3 separate regions of the Homo sapiens genome follow, and regions 1 and 3 are each linked to region 2. The links are chromatin loops, found by intact Hi-C in ENCODE. Cell type or tissue: Caco-2. All regions are shown on one strand. Links, peaks and the distances in the headings refer to the core of each region. The heading gives the core; the rest is flanking DNA. Region 1 has its middle 130 kb from the start of MIR4454. Region 2 has its middle 450 kb from the start of MIR4454. Region 3 has its middle 56 kb from the start of MIR4454.

The links. Hi-C counts contacts between places; a loop is a spot of excess contacts. Peaks named below come from ENCODE experiments on the same cell type or tissue, not always from the same donor. Only the 100,000 strongest peaks of a DNase experiment are listed, where the experiment ranks them.
Region 1: a loop joins it to region 2, with 38 times the contacts of the local background. A loop is called at or near these places in 4 of 110 quality-filtered maps.
Region 3: a loop joins it to region 2, with 16 times the contacts of the local background. A loop is called at or near these places in 34 of 110 quality-filtered maps.

The regions. Positions count from the first base shown.
Region 1 is chr4:162,955,941-162,961,834 of GRCh38, reverse strand. No RefSeq gene overlaps it. Among named protein-coding and RNA genes, the nearest start is that of MIR4454, 130 kb to the left of the region's middle. In Caco-2, for the core only: no CTCF peak of the experiment used is centred there; a DNase peak (open chromatin) is centred at 2,544.
Region 2 is chr4:162,642,036-162,647,929 of GRCh38, reverse strand. No RefSeq gene overlaps it. Among named protein-coding and RNA genes, the nearest start is that of MIR4454, 450 kb to the left of the region's middle. In Caco-2, for the core only: a CTCF peak has its summit at 2,361; no DNase peak of the experiment used is centred there.
Region 3 is chr4:163,034,551-163,040,444 of GRCh38, reverse strand. No RefSeq gene overlaps it. Among named protein-coding and RNA genes, the nearest start is that of MIR4454, 56 kb to the left of the region's middle. In Caco-2, for the core only: no CTCF peak of the experiment used is centred there; a DNase peak (open chromatin) is centred at 2,104.

The DNA of each region.
Region 1 (5,894 bases), core at 1,154-3,653, 310 kb before region 2:
AAGATTGGCAAACAACAATAACGAAAAACACAAGACCTTGCTGGGCAGTGCTCCCACTTGACAAAGTTGATAATTGGAGTGCCAAAAAAGAATAATGACAGTAATTATTTTGTGTTAAATAACAAAGAAAAATCTACTATTCTTTGTGAGCAAAAGTACAAACAATAAAGGCTAAGATTAATAAACGAGCTCATTAAACCCAATAACTTTTATATATCAAAAAGACACCACAAAGGGAGTGAAATGACAAGCTTCAAAGTAGAAGATATTTGCTTTATATACAACTGACAATGATTGGTGTCCCAAATATTACAAAGCTGCTTTTGAGGGTGTGGAGCAATGATATTTCTTATCCAGTGCTCAAGGGAGTTTAAATTTGTGTAGTCCCTTATGAAAACTGTTTGATATTACCTACTAAAGGGAATCAATTGTGTAGTTTTTTTCTTGCCTCTTTCATTCAATAGTTTATTTACAAAATTCAAATAAATAATAGAGATCTAGTTCTTTCATTTCCCTGTTGTCCCATACTCCATTATATGAATATAACAAAATTGGTTTATTCCAGTGTTGATAGACTGTAGGCTTTTTTCATGTTTTGTTTCAATGATCAACATTGCTATGAGCACTCTTGTGCACCAGGAATTGCTGAATCAACTTACTTTCCCACATAATGTTGGGAAGCGGCAGAGACGGGGCTCCAAATCACATCTCTGGTTCAATATCTCTGGTTCACCTTTACAAATCCACCCCCACTGCCTCAAGAACAGACCCGCGATTCTCTCTTCAGTGGTTGGAATGTGAAGAGGGTTCTTCCTAATAGGAAACTAGGGGACAATTATTTTTGAGGTGCTCAGAAATGGACATTGTGAGTAGGCGTCTTTGTCATACCTCAATTGCATTTCTCTTAAAGTGAAGAACCATCTAATTTTTATTGGAAGTTTTGTCAGTAACCAAAACATACTATGATCTAGGACCTCTACTTGTTATCTGATTTAATTCTCACAACAACCTGAGAGATAAATATCCTTCCCATTTTCATGATCAAGGAAGCCAGGGACTCAGATGGTTAGACAATTTGCCCAAGTTTTCCTAATCAGGAATTAACAGAGCTGTCCCACTCTGAAGTTTGAGCTATTCCTCTGCATTCTGCCAAGTTTATGGAAGGCTGCACATGGACTATGCTATAATTTAGGATAAAAAGGAGGTCTTTCTATCGTTTGCTTTGCTTTTGTTGTTTGTTTTGTCATTGCTATTTTGCATGAGGTCCATTTTCGGGATAAAGACAGAGGCTAGAGTTCTAAGAACTGGTTCAAATACATTACATTAAGACTTATGTTGTCAGAAGAGCTTAGGATTCTGTCTGTAATCATTGTAATTGAACCGGGTTTCTTATTCCACATAGTGATTAGCAAAGTTCTGTTAAGACACAACTGAACAGTGGGCTTGCCTTCAGCAGGAACAAGAATGGAGGGTTTTGGGGAGACCAAGTTCCTGCTAAAGCTGAGCTTTGGGGGAAGGAAGAAAAGCAATTGCTTTAAGTATTGAAGAAGAGTGGGAGAGCTCTTGAGATGTGACATAAAGGAAATAATAACAAAAGTTTATGAGATGCCTACTTGACAAGGATTTACAGTTCTATATAGAATTTCTTTGATATGTTAGCTGCTGATTTTTTTAAAGAAAGATTTTGGTACATAGAAATTATTGTAAACTCAATATGTTCATTTTTCTTCATCATTCACTTCTTTCAAGTTGTCTACAAAGTGCAATTTTCCCTTATAAATTATTACACTTATAAATAGAACTAAGTTTTATATTAGAATAATATATAATGGTGTCTTAAATTGTTTTATAGCAGGATGTGAAAGGGGACTTTTCATCCTGTCTTAGAATTTTGGCTAAAACCTACAGGTTGAAAACAATGGTGGTGGGAAGGGCTAACAACATCTGCAGTCTGAAGGGAAGTGCTGAACTTATCTATGCAGGTATTGCCAAAAAGCAGCCAAAATAGCACCTGTACTAATGGCTACTGGGGAGGCTAAGGCAGGAGGTTCACTTGGGTCCAAGAGTTGGAGGCTGTAGTGATCTATGATCATACCACTGCACTCCAGCCTGATCAACAGAGCAAGATTCCATCCATTTAAAAAAAAAAAAAAAGAAGAAGGAAGAAAAAGAGAATTCATTTGAGTACAAACGCTATGGTGGTGATTCTCTCTCTTTCCTATGGAGAGAAACAGGGAAGGACGTTACCTTACCCACTTGAAGTCATGCAAGGAAGGGGTGGGGACACTTAAGACTGGTGTTCTGGGTAATGAAGGGCTGGCTTGCATCTCACTTCTTGGGTGAGGCTTGGTGGGCAGCAGAGTCAGGGAGCCCTGCCTAGGGCTGCAGCTGGCATTAAAAGGGGTTCTTGGTAGAAAGATCCTGACATGTTTTCCCAGAGGTTGGAGGCACGTGTGAGCAGAGAGCCTCATGCCTGCTTCTCTCCTGGTGAGCTCTGAAGAAGGCAGGTGCTGCCTGGAGTTGCCCATGAGAGGCAGATGGACAGCAGAGGGAGCTGAGGGACCCATGTGCTTACACACATTAGTGGGTTCAGGATGTATGTGTTGGCTTGAGAGGAGTGACACTGTAGAGAATAGCTGAAACCAGATCCTCTTGAAACACCTCCATCCAAGAGGAATGCCTGACTGGGGAGGAAAGTGGGGAGGAAACGGGTCAGGCAGAAAGTGTGCTATCAGTGTCAGTGACAGGGAAGTGGGAGGTTCTCAGGGGAAGGGTGTCTCTCAGTTTCTCTGAAGAACCCAGCAATGCTACCCATCACAGGACCAGGAGAAAGCACACCAACCACAGGGATGACATAGGAAGAGAATGTGACATTTTGTCCTTGTTTCATTCCCCTTTCTTCTGCTCACAGTCCACAATAAGCAGGAAGAATCAGAGCAAGTGGAGGAGGAAAGTGGAAGAAGAATAAATGAAGGAACGTGTCAGCTTGTCTCCCTACTGCTGCTCTGCAACCTGCGGTGGAGAGAAGTGATAAAGAGGACTTTACACCGAAAATATTATTGGGGCTAGAAATTGTCTTTAAAAAGAGAATGTTCTTAGAAGCAAAATGACCCCAAATCATTGTGATTTACCAGATTAAATTCTTGGTCAATTAGCAAAGAAGGGATCTCTGACAAACTGAATTAACAGACTAAGATGGCAGAGAAATAAAGCCCACTTAAGAAACAATTTGCACTTCATTTGTTGGGAAACAATTTTAAAAAGGAAATTACCATATCTTATTTAAGTTTACACCCTTAACAACTGGTCAAGAGTCTGATACCTAAGTAAACATTCAGTATGTTCTGTTAAAACAGAATAAATACATCAATTAATTCTCCTGGAAACTAAAATTAATTATGAAACAAAATAAACATGTGCCTTATCATGCTTGCAGAAAGAGGAAAACAACAAATATATGTGAAGACTGAAGTGCAGCCATTTGAGAAATACTATTGTTGTTAGACTTGTGATTTCTCAGGAGGGTAATCACACTCCAGCTACCTTTGAATAACGTCTTGAATTTACTAGATGTGAAATATATTTCCCTGGAAAATTAAAATCTCCACCAGAAACATACTGTTTTTTTTTCTTGATTTTAAAAATAAGAAACTGATTTCAAGAAGGAAATAGATTTTCCGTTAATTGGCTTGATCACATTTTTTTTTTTCAGTAGAGGGTGCTCAATTTATTTTATTTTTTGTTTTTCAGATAAGCCACAGATTATATCATATCATCAGCCTTGGGCTAAGAAAGAGAGATTCAAATTTTGATATTCAGGTTTTGCTCAATGACAATTTCAGGCCTTTGCATATAAAATGATGATAAAAAGAGGAAGTGCTAAAGAGTATAATTAGAAATGTGGAAAACAGACATTGGAAATGGAAACACTACATAAGGGCCTCCATAGTTGGAGGAAACCCAATTGGGTAGAGAGAGAAGTCAAACAGGGGCAGGTACAACAAAACCTCAGCTACTCCCACAGCGGGGAGGTTGTGAACTGTGCATTGCGTGAGGCAAGTTGGTATCTCGCAGTAAGGGGAAATGGCCAGGCCTGTAAGACAATGTCATTATCAGTCACTGGATGTGATCCAGCCAGGAAGACCATGCCCTTGGGCTATACAGCTGTCTGCAGCCAAGGAAAATTCTGAAAAGACTGACCCACCCAGATGCTGAGACAACTTCAGTTCTTTTCTTGAAGTAGAATCTGGGCAGTGGTATATCTCCATGTTCACAACACTCTGTCTCTTGAGCTGATTCTTAACTGTACTTCCCAGTGCTCTTTCATATCAACAGCTTCTAATGGTGCATATGTGACACAACCAGTGTTGTGTGCCACTTCCGCACCTTTTTTTTTTTGCTATAAAGAAGGACCTTTCATCTGACCAGTGATATGTGGGATCCTCTCCTGGAGAATTAAACACTTCATTTATCATTGGATAGTTGTTCTAGTAATATCTTGTGGGCAGAAATAGTAAAATCTCTCCCACATATGTATCTATTCCTTTTAAAGCAAGTTTTCATGCTTTTCAGCTTGAAAGGGGCCCAGTGTAGTCATCAAATATCTGGTTGGTCTCCTTGATGATAAATTCTATTTAAGATCCCAGAATTGATCTCTCTGGCTGGCAGGTTGAGCATTCAGTTGTAGCAGTAGCTTTCGTAAGTGGAAGCCCATGTTGTTGGGCCCATGCTTAGCCTTCATTGTTTTCACTGTGGCCACTGCATTAATTAGATTTATGTGCCCATTATGCCTATCTGGCAGGGCCAATGACATCAACTGGCTGAAGTCAAGTTCCCAAAATATACTTGCTCCTTGGTAGGTACTCACTTGTGAATGATAGTAGATAATACAAAGATATTCACACTTTGTGTTTATCTCCATGTGTTCCTGTGTTTGTATACCCAGAGATCAATTCTGGGATCCTATATATATATCTCTTATATATATAGGGGAGTTTATTAAGTATTAATTTACATGATCACAAGGTCCCACAATAGGCTGTCTGCAAGCTGAGGAGCAAGGAGAGCCAGTCTGAGTCCCAAAACTAAAGAACCTGGAGTCTGATGTTTGAGGGCAGGAAGCATCCAGCACCGGAGAAAGATGTAGGCTGTGAGGCTAGGCCAGTCTCTCTCCTTTTCATGTTTTTCTGCCTGCCTTATATTCGCTGGCAGCTGATTAGATTTTGCCCACCAGATTAAGGGTGGATCTGCCTTCCCAGCCCACTGACTCAAATATTAATCTCTTTTGGGAACACCCTCACAGACACATCCAGGATGAATACTTTGTATCCTTCAATCCAATCAAGTTGACACTCAGTGTTAACCATCACACATCCCAACCTCTGGGTACACAGAGTGCATGGCCAGGTTTACCATCTGAAGCTCTGCCTAGTCTGTGGATATTTTTCTCAGTCCCCATCGTCTTTTGAGGACTATCTTGAGTGAGGCTGCTGTGTGGTTGCTGCCATTTTCAGTTTATACCCACATATCAAGTAGACCCATTTGTAAATCAAGGGCAAGATTTTTTATCTTCTGCCAGCTGGCCATACTAGATATCTTATGTGGCAATAGGTATGAGCCAAAGGGAACAGACACAACATTGGGAGATGTGAGTCTGGTTTACCTGCTCACGTGGCCTGCTTGTGCATTCTTATCTGGGTCCTGATTGATTCTGGATATACCATTTCATCTTAATAATGGGTTACTTCTGGACTTACCTAATTTTACGACTCAGTGGGTGTGGCAAAACCAGATAGAAGGTGTCAGATGCATGACATCCATTGTCAGACACTCTATCTCTACAACAGCCAGTATCATGCCAGCGATTGTTTTCCCAGGATATATGATTCTTCACT
Region 2 (5,894 bases), core at 1,328-3,827:
AGAAAACACTTGTACACTGCTGCTGGAAGGTTTAAATTAGTTCTACTTCTATGGAGTATGAAGAGTTCTCGAAGAACTAAACATAGAACTGCCATTAGACTGAGAAATCCCACTACGTGGTATCTATCCAGAAGAAAAGAAATCATTTTATCGTACAGACACCTGCACTGATATGTTTATCACAACACTATTCACAATAGCAAAGTCATGGAATCAACCTAAGTGTCCATCGACAGCTGACTGAATAAAGAAAATGTGGTACACATCATGAGATACTATGCCACCATAAAAAAAATGAAATCATGTCTTTTGTAGAACCAGGGATGAAACTGGAAGCCATTATCCTAAGTGAAATAACTCAGAAGCAGAAAAATCAAATACCACATGTTCTCACTTATAATTGGAGCTAAACAACGATTACACACAAGTTTAATGATAGCAATAATACACACCAGCCAGGCGCGGTGGCTCACGCCTGTAATCCCAGCACTTTGCGAGGCGAGGAGAGTGGATCAACTGAGGTCAGGGGTTCAAAACCAGCCTGGCCAACATGGAGAAACCCCATCTCTACTAAAAATACAAAATTAGCTGGGTGTGGTTGCGCATACCTGTAATCCCAGCTACTTGGGAGGCTGAGGCAGGAGAATCACTTGAACCTGGGAGGCAGAGGTTGCAGGGAGTCAAAGTCACGCCATTGTACTCCAGCCTGGGTAACAAGAGTGAAACTCCATCTCAAAAAAATAAAAAATAAAAAATAAATAAATAATAGACACCGGGGACTCCAAAAAAGGGGAGGGTGGGAGGAGGATGAGGGATAAAAAATTACCTATTGGGTACAATGTTCACTATTTGGGTGATGGGTTCACTAGAAGCCCAAATTTCACCACTATGTGATATGTCTATGTAAAGAACCTGCACACGTGCCGCCTAAATCTAAAACAATATAAAATACCAATAAAAATATGAATGAAAAGTCATTTTAGAACTTAATTAAAGACAGTAAGTAGAGTATGTATCTGTAGAAGAGTTGGAGAATGTACTCATAATACAGTGAAATTGTAAGAGGACACATTGGAAAGAGATTGTTGAGGGAGGTGAGGAGGCACGGATTGTGTTACAAGAAAAAGCTAACATCTACAGAACATAGCAGACCATTAATACATTGTTGTCCTTACCCCATCTTGGAGGAGAGTAAGTACCTGATTCTTAGAAGATTATGTGTAGATGAAATGACTTAGTTTTTCTCACAGGAAACCTCAATAAACCTGTCCAATTATGGTATAAAAGAATATTATAAATTAACTCTGCTAAGGCTACATTTATTATTGCAGGTAGATGTCCAAAAATATTTAACTTTTTATGAGTACACTTTTATCTTCAAATTAGCTAATTCTGTATTCATAATACATCATCTCTTTGGTGTTAATCTGAGAAGGCACCCAGAAAGAATTTCATTTTGCTTGAAAAGTATTTCAAATAATAATAACCACATCTCATGAATAGTGCTAGATGACAATCAATTATTTGATTAAATACTCACAATAGCTACTTGAGTTAGATACTGTGAAAATTCCCCATTTATAGGCTTTAGGAGTTTAGATAACTTGCCCAATTTTAATATCCAGTATATTATAGGGCTGAGATTTAAATTTATGCATGCTGACTTCACCCCTTAACACTTACATGTCATTGATATAAAACTGGATTTGATATTGTTTATTATGCTAAAACCAAAAAATAAAAGAAACTGATTGTTGACTTTCAATCTCTGTTTTGTGAGAAACTGAACTTGAAATCAGTTAGGTTGATCTGTAGGTAGTCATGGAGAATGAGAGGGAACAGTTGGCAGTGGTCAAGTACACAGGCTCCTCAATGAGGTTGCTCTGTTAATTAATAGATGTATGATGATGGATTACTTATTTAACTTTTCCGTGCACCCATTTTCTTATTTTAAAATAATTTGAAAAAGAAAATCAGTCATGACTTTTAAGATTGCTTTGAGGATTACATTATTCAATACACATAAAGCACCTAAGATAGTACCTGATACAAAATAAATAGTCATATATCAGCCATTATCACTGGATACTGCTTTGAATACAGATTTTAAGAATTGGGGACTAGGCATAAAGCTTTTTACACCTCACAAACAAACAAATACAGTAGACTTCACAGTTCAAAAAAAATTTCTCTCAAGTTATGAAAAACTAATATTTTTTTCATTTAAAATTTGGCACAATCTGAGATCTATGAAAACAAAATTCTTCAAAATGTAGCTCCTTTCTTAGGAAGGCAAAAAAGTACGGGCGGTCCTTTCGTGCATACAATTGGAAGCACTTCTAGGTGGTAGAACAGTGTCACCTAGTGAGAGCTCTAGGTGAGAAAATTCTCTGAACTAAAATTACATGCCTAAACAGTTCAATTTGCAGGATTTAAATTTCTAGAATTGTAAAAACAAAAGCCATTATCATTCAAGTGACATATAAGTAACAGTGGGTGATTTAGATGAATTGATCATAGTGAAAAGGACACAAGGATTCGGAAAGTCAAGACACACCTTACTTAGCACCATATGTGGAATATTAGGTAGACCTTATCACAATTTTAAACATTTAATATTTAAAAATTTATTCCTTTGTGTTTTGGAGGTGTGGAGGTGGTATGCTTTTGTTATTGTTTTATTGTGGTTTTATTTATTTTTCGGTCTTTGATTTCCCTCTAAGGATGCCAACCACTTCTGGGAAAGCTGAGTGATGATTCTGTGCACAGTTGAAGTTCACCTGGGCCAGTGTTGATTGACTGCTATTTGAAAACACAACGGTGTTGAAATGCTACAAAAGAGATACACCTTATCTTGGACAGAGGTGGCATCCATTTTGGAAGGGGTGGCAGGTTTCACAGATGGACACTGAAAGAGCTATTAAAGCTTTACTTTTCCTGTTTAAATATATCTTTAGCAACTGAGGATGCCTCTGTCCTTAGGACATGTCCCTTTTAGAAACCGCTTTTGACTTTTGATAGTATTCTCATGATTCCAGCCCCACCCCCATCCTGGGAATGTCAGTATATTTTTTACAAAATACTTTGAAACAAAATGATGAAATAGAGCATTCCTCATAATTGTTGAAGCTATTTAGCATAGAATTTTCACACTGTGATTAGAAATTCACAAGAAAGTGAGGTGCTAATAACAGAGCAGGCAAAGAGCTCATTGTTAGCAGTGAGTACATCATACTTAAATGAAGTGACAAGCCTCTTCTTTTTGTCAGAATTGTATTTTTTCCATATGCTAACAATTAGATGACATTGCTTTTGTGTTAAATTTGCAGGAGGATCCCACATGGAACACATACTTACGAGGTTTTAGCATTTTCACCATTACTCACATTGTCTTACATGTTTGAGGTGACTCAGTTCACAATGCAAGCTCATTTCTTAGTCTAGACTAGAATTGCAGACATTCATTACATATAGGGACATTGTTGTAACTTAATAAAATGAGCCAAAACATTTAAAACTCTTTGACTCCAGAAAGAAATAAAAATTTTCACCAAAGCTCAAGATACTGTATCAGTTAATGAATAATTCAATCGAACTTATTAATAAAGTCACTTAACACTAAATAACTTAGACTGAATACAATCTGGTTTTAAATGAGGTTAAAAGTTTACATTAAAGACTTATTAAGGCTTACTGGCCTATTGGTCTTCTAATCTAGATCTTTAGCTAAAATTGAATGTAGTAAATTTCACTTTTTAATTGGAAACCTTTGGGAGGTTGTAAGATTTTAATAATCTTAAATACATTATTTTTCAATTTGGAAATAATTAACAGCATTTGTCATTCATGAAAATTTGTATATCATTCATAATTTTATTGCAATTAAATCCTCTCCTAGCACTGACTTATTCTCTCATTTGCCATAAGAATAATTTTTTCATGACTACAGCATCAATTTTTAAATATAAACTCCATAGAGCCAGCATTATCACGACAATCTGCATTAAGACATTGACACTATGCCATTTATCACTGTTTCTCCAGGTCCCCCAAACAAGCCCAAACTCCCATGACCTTTTTTCACCAGTACCTTGGATCCCATTGCAGTTCTGTCTATCCCCACCCTAATCCCACTTCACACTTGCTCCTAAAACCTTCTTCTTATACTCTGGGATACACCTCTTTCGTCAACACACCCTATTTATCACTCGTATCTTCACTGAAAGTTCTCCTCACTTTTTGAGGAGTTGGTGGCTCCTTTTCTCTGTCACTCCACGCATCATTGACCAGGAGGTGTAGTAGTTCTCCTTTGCTTTTTCTTTGATAATTCCAGGTGGTTTTCATTTCTCTTCCTGAGCATACCTGAGGCTTTGGCCTCAGATCTTTGTTGTAATGATTTTTGAGATTTTTAATATTTACAAAATGATTTAAAATATTGGTCATTCAATCCCTTTTCTTCAATAATATTTTCCTCCCTCTACCTCAGTCATCTCTGTGCCTATGGTCATACCTAAATATCATTATTATCAATAGCTACAACTCCTCCATAATGTAGTTTTCAAATTTTATTCTCTCCATCTACCAATCTCCTCCAATTTCTCCAACTTATAAGCTCTTTTACCCAAACTACAATTATTAATCCAAATAAGATCTCTAATTCATTGGTCCTACCATTATTCTGCTATCTGTTCCTCCTCATGTCCTCAACTTCTTTTGCTGTTGAGATTATATGCTGTTGGCCATACCAGTTATTACTGCATTTCATGAACCCTTCCATAAACCCACAGTGCTCTTGACATTTTCTGTCTTCATCATAAACTGTCTTTGTCATTTTCTGTCTTTGTCAAACCCCAGCCTGTTTTCATCCAAATCCCTAGTAAGTTCATGCCTGCCACACAATTGTGCCCCATTTGTAACCATAATAGTCTACTATTTGACTATTTTATTTCTTTTTTTTTTCAAGCATCAAGTATTTAGTTTTGACTCAGCCATTTATCTTGCTGCCTACTTCTCTTAGAAAAAAATAAAATGAATCAGTACTGGACATCTACAGACGTTTAGCACAGTTGTGAACACGTTTCCTTCCTTCCTCCTAGATGAGCTGAATTTCTCCATGATCTAATGAAATCCATCCCTCTTGTCTATCCATTCATAATTCCAACAATTTCTACTAAATCATTCTCTTTAATATGAAATTACTATCTAATAGATCTCAACATAAGAAAGAAAACTTACCTTTCTACTAAACTTACCTGTTTATTTTTTTACTCTATTAGAAAATTTCACAAAGACATTGTCTGTACTCACAATCCAATTTTTATTCCTAATTTTTTATTATTCCAGTCTGCTCAGGTTTCTAACTGTATTACTCCACTTAAGCATCTTTTATCTAAGTTGCTATTAGCTTTTTCCTCATTCCTTTCTTATTTGTACTGTAGGATACATTTGACCACCTCCTTCCTAATCTTCGCTTCACTTTCAGAATCAAATATTCTGTTTTCTATTTCTTAAAAATTACACTTATCTGCTTCAATGTTTTCTTCTTATCTTCCTGACCTCTAAACTATGTAGCGCCCAATCATTGGTGCATTCTATTCTTTATCTGCCCAGTAGATGATCAAATTCATCCTTGAAGCACAGATACCAATAATCTTCAAATAGGTATCTTCATTCTAGCCCTCTTCCCTGAATCCACATGCCAATTCAACTTTTCCACTTGGATATTTAACAGTTACTTCAACTTTAAAGTCACTAAAATAGTCAACACCAATAGCTTTACAAGGCAGCCACACCCACAGAGTCTTCACTCAGTAATCCTACCCGCTACATTTTCCTTTCCTTAATCTTTCTAGATAAATTACATATTAGAAAGTAACAGTTTTATTTTTTCAGTT
Region 3 (5,894 bases), core at 1,114-3,613, 390 kb before region 2:
TGTAAAGTTTAGTCCATTTATATTTAGTGGTATTACTGACATTTAAGGGCCTACTTCTGCCATTTTGTTGTTTTCTTGTTATTTTATGGCCCTTCTTCCCCTGCCTCTCCCTCCCTCCCTCCCTCCCTCTCTCCCTCCCTCCTTCCTTTCCCTTCCCTTTCCTTCCTTCCTTCCTTCCTTCCTTCCTTCCTTCCTTCCTTCCTTCCTTCCTTCTTTCCTTCCTTCCTTCCCTCCTTCCTTCCTTTACGTAAAGGTGATTTTCTCTAGTAGCATGTTTTAGTTTCTTGATTTTTATTTTTTGTGTATCTATTGTAGGTTTCTTGATTTGATGTTACCATGAGGCTTGCAAATAATATTTTATAACCAATTATTTTAAATGAATGACAACTTAACTCTGGTTACAAGAAAAAAAACACAATGAACAAACAAGGAAAGAGAAAACTAAAGAACTCTATATTTTAACTCCATTCCCTTCCTGCCATTGACTTATTGTTGTCTCTATTTATATCTTTTTATACTACCTTTTGAAAAGTTGTTGTTATTTTTTATGTTTATCTTTTAGTCTTTCTACTCGACATATCAGTGGTTTACACACTGCAATTACAGTGTTAGAGTATTCTGTGTACTTACCATTATTAATGAGTTTTATACATTCAAATGATTTCTTAGTGTTTGTTAACATCCTTTTCTTTCAGATTGAAGAACTTCCTTCAGCATTTTTTGTAGGACAGTTCTGGTGTTGATGAAATCTCTCAGCTTTTGTTTGCCTGGGAAAGTCTTTATTTCTCTTTTAGGTTTGAAGGATATTTTTTGCTGGATATAATATTCTAGAATTAAAGTTATTTTTCCTTCAGCACTTTGAATATGTCATCCCAGTCCTTCACGGCCTATAAAGTTTCCACTGAGAAGCCTGTTGCCAGACATATCAGAGCTCCTTTGTGTGTTATTATTTTTTTTTCTTTTACCACTTTTAGAATCCCTGCTGTATCCTTGATTTTTGGGAGGTTGGTTATTAAATTATTTGAGTTAAATAAGACTTTGGTGTTCTATGACCTTTTTGTACCTGAATGCTGATATCATTCTCTAGGTTTGGAAGATTTCTTTTATTTCTTTGAAGAAACTTTCTGTCCCAATCTCTCTCTCTCTACCTCCTCTTTAAGGCCAATAACTCTTATATTCACCCCTTTGAAGCCATTTTCTAAATTTTATAGGTGTGCTTTATTCTTTCTTATTCTTTTTACTTTTTTTCTCTGCCTGTATATTTTCAAATAGCCTGTCTTCAAGCTCACTTATTCTTTCTTCTGCTTTATCAACTCTGCTGTCGAGAGACTCTGTTGCATTTTTCAGTTTGTCAATTGAATTTTTCAGCCTTAGAATTTCTGCTTGATTTTTATTACAATATTTCAACCTCTTTGTCAAATTTCTTTGGTAGTATTCTGATTTCCCTCTCTGTGTGTTATCTTGAAGTTCATTGAACTTCCTCAAAACAGCCATGTTGAATTCTCTGCCGGAAAGGTCACACATCTCTGCCACTCCAGGACTGGTGGCTGATTCTTTATTTAGTTCATTTGGTGAAGTCATATTTTCCTGGATGTTCTTGATACTTGTAGATATTCATCAATTTCTGGACATTAAAGAGTCAGGTATTCTAATATTAACAGTCTGGACTTGTTTGTGCCTGTCCTTCTTGAGAAGGATTTCTAGGTATTCAAATAATTGAGTATTGTGGGCCTTGCGCGGTGGCTTACGCACGCCTGTAATCGCAGCACTTTGGGAGGCCGAGGAGGGCGGATCACCTGAGGTCGGGAGTTTGAGACCAGCCTGACCAACATGGAGACACCCCGTCTCTAATAAAAATACAAAATTAGCCAGGTGTGGTGGCGCATGCCTGTAGTCCCAGCTACTCGGGAGGCTGAGGCAGGAGAATCGCTTGAACTCCGGAGGCGGAGGTTGTGGTGGGCCGAGGTCGCGCCATTGCACTTCAGCCTGGGCAACAAGAGCGAAACTCCGTCTCCAAAAAAAAAAAAAAAAAAAAAAAAAAAAAAAAAAAATTGAGTATTGTGATTTAAGTCATTGGTCACTGTAGCCATAATTGCACTAGGGGGCACTCCAAGCCCAGTAACGCTGTAATTTCTGTAGCCTGGTAGAGGTACAGCTTTGGTGGGCCTGTGTAAGATCCAAGAGAACTCCCTAGATTACTAGGCAAAGTTTCTCATTCTCTTCCCTCACTTTCCCCCAAACAGAAGGGGTCGCTTTCTCTGTGCTGGGCTGCCTACGGTTGGAGGATGGGTGACACAAGCACTCCCATGGCCACTAGAGCTGACATCTCACTGGGTCACGTTCGCTCCAAGTCCACTGGCTGTGGTCCCACTGCAGCACCAGGACTTGCCCCCAGTTTTCTTGTGGCTCGACTGCCTTTCAAATTTATTCTAGGCCCTAGGTCACTTTAGTCAATTGGTGGAGCTAACTGGAAATCTGGTTCCTACTGCTGGGGTGGAGGATTCCTCTCTGGCCCAGAAATGGTCTAAATGCTTCCTCTGTGGGCATCAGTAGAATTCTGCCTTGTGTTGCTCTCCACTGTGACAAGGTAGCAGTCAGTTCCAATGCAGAGTCCCACAATTACTCACCATCCCCCAAGTACACATATGTTCTGTCTGTGCTGTGCTTCCAGGAGATGGGAGAAGGGTGGTGTAGGCAATGTAAGACTGTCTTTCTCACCTTCTGTGGTGCCTCTTTCCTTAATATGCCCTTAAAACCAGGTGCTGTCATTGCTCACCTGTATTTTGGTTCTTATAAGGGTGCTTTGTTGCACAGATAGTTGATCAATTTGGTGTTCCTGTAGGGGGAGGATCACAGGAGGGTTTCATTTGGCCATGCTCCGCCTCCTTCTGGATGTGAATCTTTTGAAATACATTTTCAGTCATTTCAACCCAATATTTATGTAAGCTAACCTTAGAAACTGACTTGTGTATCTCTGCATCACAAAATATTAAATACATATTTAAAATATAAGGAAGTATATTTAATCACATTACTGTCATTAAACATAGTAGTAACATAATGAATGTTAGTGAAAGGAAATGCATTATAGCATTAACAATTAAAATTAAAGGGTATTTATTATTCATCTTTATTACAGTCTTCTAAAATGTACATTTAACATTTATAATGTGTATCTTACTATAGGTAGTATATAATATATACTATTAACCCGTAAATAAATATCAGGATTAAATGCTATAATTTTTGCACTTATGGGGTATAAATTATATCTTTTAATATAAAAAAGATAAAAAAGGGATAGAGTTGGTAAAGAATATTTTCTTTAGCTTTTACACCCACAAACACGATCTTTAAATCCTGGTCATCCTTCCATTTTAAGGCTTTGAATTCGGGGAATCCTGCCTATAACCTGGCAGGTTAAATTCTGTGGCTGCCCCAGAAACAGGCATTGTGAGCTTATTCCTGAATCTTGACATGACCTAGCACTGCCAGCAATCAGTGAGAGCATGGCAGAAGAATGGCTCTCAGAACTGAATTCTTTGATTTACTTGGAGAGTGCTCCTAATGAGCCAAAAAAAAGGGCTTTTTTTCTTATATAACTTTATGGGAAGAAAGAAGCCAATAAGCATTATCTTATCTAAATAACATAGTGTATTATACTGTACATTTGTGTTATGGAGGATGGATAAAATGTCTAAAATTTCTTGTCCACTTAGTGTGTGTCTACTTTTAACAATTACTCAGTTACTCATGATAGCTCAGCAAAAATCTAGACTGCCTTAAAGGAACATATTTTTGATTATCTAAGTGGCAAATACATTTTTTAAAATAAAAAAATGGAAAATCATATGCTAAGATTTTAGATGGAGAAGCAGCCTCATCACTTATCTCTCCATTTCCCACAAGTCCTTTTTCATTTGATCCACAACACTTTTTAGATTTTTCAGCATTTCCTTGGTGCTCTTCACGAAAAGCCAAAGGCTAAGGATCCTCGATGGAATAGTGAGTCGCACACTTCACGGCAGCCTTGAGAATCTGAGGCTTTTCCTGAGATCTTAGTTTTACTTTTATTGGTTCTCTTTGATCTCATGTTTACAGATGGTCCATTAAAGCGCATACTGATTTCCATTCTTAATTACAGGATAGAGTACAGTGAATGCTACGTAATATATTCTGACATTCAGGTCATACCAATTTATTGAGAAAGCAACAAATTCATGCTAATGGTATTCTTCTAGATATAACATTTAACAGTTTTTATTTTATAGGAAAATAGGTTACACAATTCTCAATCTGAATTTTCTCTCTCAAAGTATATTTATAATCTATTTCCATGGTTAAAAATACATTGCATAGTATCATACTGTATTTGTTAATTTAAAGGATGAATGTTTTTTTCTCTAATAAATTATTTTTAAAAATGGGAACAATCACACTAAATTAAAAAAAGTCAATTTAATACTACACAAAATAAAGATTGTTACGGAATAAAATATTAACAGATACTTTTAAATCCATTTGTTTTTAAGGACAAATAATTTAATCAGTTGAAATGTATTATATCCTTTGTACATGGCAGGTATAGAGAACTGATTGATTAACTTGAGTGACATTTAATAATACAGTTTCATGAAGCATCTGGTCCTACTGCTGACTAATCGTATTTATTAGAGGTATAGAGAGTATGACATGGTTACCAAAACAGTGCTTCCAGCATCAGACTGTCTGGCTTTGGATTTCAGGGGTGATGTGAGGCAATTTACAAAGGGTCATTATGAAGATTTAATGAAATTATATACAGAATGTAATAGGCACATAGTAGCATGCATTAAATGATAGTTCTTATCATTAATTTGGTTTTGATGTTACTAGAAAGTTCTTTCTTATAACAAGTTGAAAACCAACTACCTGTGTTCCCCAACTTTTGTTCCTTGTTCAGACTTCTGTGTGAGCCTATATAATGGGATTTCTGGGGTATTTAAAGAAATTATCTCCATCCCTTCATTCACATCAATCTCCCTTTCAGTCCTGCAGTAGTGTCTTCAGTTTAATAACTAGAGTTTATTTTTCCAGGATGTGATATTATGGCAAACGCACTTCAGAGACTTAACGCATTAGTTGATCACAAGTCTTTAATATCTCAGTGTTATTTCATTGCATGACTCTTTACAATAGGCCCCATGACAGGATAGGAAGGGAAAAGGGCTAAATCCATAGTTTGGGCATTAGTCCTGAAGGATAGTCCTCCATTTGACTAGATGGAATTTCTCAGTGCTTTATGTTTAGCCCAAGCCCCGCTGTTCTGTACCATTGCACTTTTGATCTTGGCTGCATTTTGAAAGTTGGGCTGCACTGTCAAATATTATGTGATTAATTTTTTCTCAACTTTGACAGGCTGTCAAATCCAATCATAATAAGAATGTAGAGGATTATGCTACCTGCCCCTTTTTATTGCCATATATATGACAAAATTGAAAGGGAGGGTTAGAGTTTGAAATTGTCAGGTCAAACAATTTGATTTTGCATTTAGGGGTCTTGTAGATTTGGTCTGTTTCTGCAGCTCACACTGTCATCTGAGGCAAGGCTGCTTCCTTCATTCCCTGGATGCTTCATCTATGATAGCTCTGCTATTCTGTTTGTACTCAGAGGAGGCAGCTGCGTAGAGGCATGGGAACTGCTGTGGCTCTCTACTCATCTCTGGAAAATCTTACTTCTTTCTAGAATGTTATTCTTTAAGTGTTTTTTGGTGTTTGTTGCTTTTCATTAGCTCCATAGAAAAGTATGGTTCTTATTTTGTCCAGGTTTCTCTTATTATTGTGTTTTCACATCCTAACAACTGGAAGCAGAAGAATTTCTTTTCTTTTCTTTCTTTTCTCTTTTCTTTTTTTTCT